Regions from separate parts of the Homo sapiens genome. Here region 2 is linked to region 1. Evidence: chromatin loops called from intact Hi-C (ENCODE). Cell type or tissue: MCF 10A. All regions are shown on one strand. Region 1 overlaps GNAI1 (G protein subunit alpha i1). Region 2 overlaps GNAI1 (G protein subunit alpha i1).

Region 1 (2,500 bases):
AAATGGGAGGTGGGGAATTTAACTAATAATGCCATTTTAAGAGGAAGTTTAGCAAAGACTTGAATAGGTAGTAGTAGGAATAGAAAGGAAAACAAACAAAAAACAGATTTAAGGCTTTGTAGAACTGTCAGTAAATTGAAATGGAGATTAGGAATCAGAAGAGTTCCACCTAATGCATGCAGGGCTTAAAACTTAGATGACAGGTTGATAGGTGCAGCAAACCACCATGGCACATGTATACATATGTAACCAACCTGCATGTTCAGCACACGTATCCCAGAACTTAAACTAAAAAGTTCCCCATTGAAGGAATAAATGATGATGGTACTTAGTAAGGAAAAATGGCAAAGTCAGGGTGAGAACTGGTGTAAGGAGAGAATGATGATGAATTTAGTTTTGAATATAATGAGTTAAAAAGCAGGCAATGCATTCTCAGAAGGGGATATCAAGAAGGCAATTCCAAATGTGGCATCACATCTCATAGCTTGGAACAGGGAAAATCTGAGCTTCTGGAGTAGCTGAAATTGTAAAAAGAGCATAGAAAAAGAAGAAATGAAGAAACAACAGACTGATACTTAAATTCTAATCCAAAATGTACTTAGCCAATAGGTTTGTAAAATTTTAAAAATTTAAATTTATTAGGATTTATTAACACAATTACACAGAATAAAGTTCAGGATTTCATTAATGATGGTCACCAATATGTGCTTCTTTGTGGCTTTTTAACCCATAATTCTCATGATTCAAATTTATTCATATTATAGTTGAATTTCATACACAGCTTCACAATGTGGATATTACAGGTCCACCAGTAAAATTAATGAAAACATATCTTTCATGAAAGGCACATAAAGAATCTAAACTAACACATTTAAGGAACTTTGATAACTTTGAATTTCTTTACATTACAAAGAAGAAAATCCTCCAAATGAAACAGATATGAATATAGTTTATGGTTACACACACACACACACACACACACACACACACAAATATACTTCAACCCAGTGACAACACGTAACTTGGAAACTACTTACCAGCAACGTGTACTGAAAGACTAACCTTTTCCAAGATGAGTAAAAAAAGGAGGGTGGGGTGGGGAGTGCTGTTTACTTTGCTGAAACAAGGTCAGAGATGACACATCATGAATAATCAAAAGAAAATTATTCTATCAAAGCTCAGTATCTAGCTGATACATAACACTTATTTGAGCACACATATAATCACTGACTTATTAAACACTATTACTCATTTTCTAAGTGTAATCGTCCATTTCATTCTCAGAAATAATAGTATAATTGAAAAAGAAATGATATAATCTCAAGCAAGTGGAGAAATTTGAATTATCTAAGGGAAAAAAGTAATTTTAACATAGTGTGATAATTACATTTGAAATTAGTTATATGTATAAATTTAAATCTTGCATTATATCAGCAATAGAGTATTCAAAGATCCTTCTTGTTATCTTCCCAACAAGGAGCTATCATGTATGCTAGGTACAAGAGACTCCTCAAGGGAAATAAAAGCCTCACCAATCAATGTCTCAAAATTCATTATGTCCACAGGTTTTTTTTTTACCCACAAAAATGCTCTTAGGATCCCTCCAAACTTAGTTATAAACAAAAATGTAGTTATTTAAAGTGAATAAAAATTAAGATGACATCACCTTTGAGGCAATGCATTCATATCAGCCAAATATTAAAATTCAGAGTGAAAACAAGTGAATAAAAACTAAGTGTGTACAATAAGTCTAAGACAGTATATCCTCAGAAATCTGAAATTTTAGTTTTTCAAACCAAATCTAACGTGGAATCTAATGTAAAATTAAATTATTTTATTTTCTTAAAGTAGGAAAAATCAAAATGCATACAATGTTTAAATAGTTGATCCAAAGGCAGGTGTATTCATCTTAAGAACATTTCAATAAAACACATAAAATTTAAAGAACAAATCATGTTATTAAAATAGTCTGTGCAATGTTTGTACAAATAACATTTTTATTAATACAAGTATACATATAATCTAGATAAGGGCTGTAATGTTTCCTAATATTAATTACTGTACTTAAAAATTTACAGGACATGAACATAAATAAAGCTGTTTAAAACTGGCAAACGTAGTAATAGTCTGTCATTCAGTACAAGGTATATTTATGTTATTTCCAAAGCCATCACCCTAAAATCCTAAGTTGCCACTCTTAAAACCTAAAAATAATGTCGAAAACTAAAGTCATAAATACATGTATACATACATTTGCATATTTACACTTATGCAGAAATCATCAATATACTAGAGCCCAGCTTTAACACTGTCCTTCAGTTTCACACTGCAGGACCATCTGTCACATTTAAGAAAGGTCCTTCTGTTACTTTCAGTTAAAAAAACAAAACAGAACAACTTTGGTCAAGTCCCAGATGCATTTGCCTTATATTACATTCTGTGTTGCTGCAAGACTCTAGTCTACAGAGATCCATATATAAGTACTCATTTGGTTTGAAAA
Region 2 (2,500 bases), 68 kb after region 1:
TACTACCTGCCACCTTAGTTCTAGAAAACTGAAGGAAATAGCGTATACTAAAAAACTGAAAAGAGGCCGTGAAAGGAGAACAAAGTGAAAAAATTAAAAATAAACATGTCAACTTCATATTCTTGCTTGTGCCCTTTAATAGCTGAAGGGCCATGTACTAACAGCTCTGAACTTGAAATTCAGATGCCTCCCTATACAAGTTCAAATCACACCCCCTAGCATTTATCCCTCCCGTAAATAATGTTTCCTTGGTTTCTTTTGCCACGAAACTCCTCAAGGGCAGGATCCATGTATGATACATGTTTGGATCCACACAACCTTTGACACAGTCTGTAGCAGACAATAGGTAATATTTATTAAATAAATCTGCACTTAGGCAGTTTGAAAGTTAGAGGCAGATGTATTTTTTTCATGTAGAAATGCAGCCACTTGGTGGGGAACACTACTGAGCCTTTTCATTCATGATGATGCTTCATTGAGGCATTTATTCCACTGGGGGTGGGAGCACCCCAGGAATGAGGACTTTGCAATTAGAGAAAGAGAAGGGAAGAACTGAGACATCTTGTGGCATTTGATAGTAGGCATACCACATGTGAAAGCAGTTTATAGCTGACTGACATCACAACCAGGAGAGAACAAGTCATGTTAATGAGAACTCTATTGGTTTGTGGTTTTGTGTGTAATTTTTTTTTTTTGGCTTTGTGGTTATCTAGAAGTGAGAAACATTTTTCTACTTAATTATATGTTTTCATAGTTTTGTATATTGAAGTGATTTTGCAATACATTTAAATCAATATTAGGAATCCATAAGAACTGTTTTATTAGGGATCCAGATATTACTCAACTTTGAAAAAAGTTCTCCCAAACTCTGCTCATGAACATGCCTGGGCAGGACTGGAAACAGGTAAGGGTGGAAGGGCACTCCCTGAAAGAGGAACATAAGCAAGGATATCAAGATGGGAAAGCAGGGGAAGTTCTCATACTGTGGCAAGGGAGAAGCATGGGAAATATGGAAATGCAGGGTGGAAGCCAAACCACAGAGGCTCCTGAATTCCATGCTAATGAAGAGAACAATATTCTGTAAATAAACAGAGCTACTGACGACTTCTGGCCAGTTACTGATACCATCAAAGCTGTCATTCTGGAGGACTGATATAGACTGAAGGGTGGGAAGCACATAGGGAGGAAGACCAGGTAGGAGGACATTACAAAAGAATAACTTGTGTAAAAATGGAAAAACGGCGGATGATGGATGGACAATGCAATGCAATAAGGAGTAAATAAGGCTTGGGAAATAACCGGATGTGAAATCACAGAAAAACATGCCAAAATTGAGATGAATTAGCCTACAATAACAAAAGTTCTGTTTATTTACGAAATATTTCAGTCACATAAAAATATCTAGAAAATAAGATAATAAACATCTGTGTGTCCAGCATCCAGCTTGAGAATTAAAACACTGCAGTACCCTGGATGCATCCTCCTGATCCACTTCCCTCTCCGCCTCCTCAGAAGTAACCAGCACTCTGAATTTGATGTTTATCCTCTCCCTGCATTTATTTACAGTTTTCCTTTATGTGTTTGTACCTATAAACATATGGCATAGTTCTGAGGATATTTTAACTTTATACGAATGTGTCATAAAGCATATCACTTTACAAAGTGCATATTTAACTTAGCATTGTTATTGAGATTTATCAAACATTCACTATCTCCGTATAGCACTTCATTTCTATAGTTCTAACATAGTATTTCACTTTCAGTATATACCCTCATTTATTTATTCATTCCTGCTCACATATTTATTCACTCTTGATGATTAATAATTTAGTTCTTTTGAAATTTTGCTATTACTAACAATGTTGTAGTAAATATTTTTCCTGGTACATGTACACCACTTTCTCTGGAATCTATACCTAGGAATGGGATTATCGATTCAAAGGTATGTAACCTTTACTAAGTATTGATAAAGCTTTACCCAAAATTGTTTTACCAATTGATGCTCCCAACCAACAGTACATTAAAGCTGTCAAGTCAACATTTGGTATTGTCCGGTTCTGATGGCATCTCATTGTAATCTGCACTTCCATGAAAACAGGTGGTATATAGATGGTATGCTGTTTGGTCCCACTTTGTTAGGGTATGTAGGTTTTCAATGCTAACGTGAATTAATCAATCTTGTCTATTGTAGTTTCCTTTTTTCTTCTCATTTAACAAATTCTTCTCTACTTTAGTTTGTATATCCTGAAGGCATATAAAATTATGTAAATTTTAAAAATGCCTTGTTAAAACCACTCAAGGAATAGTTACATGGGCCAACAATTTAAGGCTTTCTAAATCCTCTCATTAACATGAAGCAAAACAATCTATCTAGGTGAAAAAATAACAAAATCAAAAAGTACATGGGAAAGCGGGAATATACAAACATGTAAAGTATTACAAGACAGGTTCTGATGAATCTCAAAATGGAGCACATTAACTTCTTTAGAGTATATAGTCC

Evidence for each region. A loop is a pair of places that touch in the nucleus more often than their neighbours do. Peaks named below come from ENCODE experiments on the same cell type or tissue, not always from the same donor. Only the 100,000 strongest peaks of a DNase experiment are listed, where the experiment ranks them.
Region 2: it touches region 1 in a loop (3-fold over the local background); 3 of 110 quality-filtered maps call a loop at or near these places.

Annotation. Positions count from the first base shown.
Region 1 is chr7:80,217,519-80,220,018 of GRCh38, reverse strand. GNAI1 (G protein subunit alpha i1) reads right to left here. Exons shown (of 8, transcript NM_002069.6): 8 at 1-2,500. Among named protein-coding and RNA genes, the nearest start is that of GNAI1, 84 kb to the right of the region's middle. In MCF 10A, no CTCF peak of the experiment used is centred here; a DNase peak (open chromatin) is centred at 1,088.
Region 2 is chr7:80,149,597-80,152,096 of GRCh38, reverse strand. The region is part of intron 1 of GNAI1 (G protein subunit alpha i1); the gene reads right to left. Among named protein-coding and RNA genes, the nearest start is that of GNAI1, 16 kb to the right of the region's middle. In MCF 10A, no CTCF peak of the experiment used is centred here; DNase peaks (open chromatin) are centred at 576 and 1,016.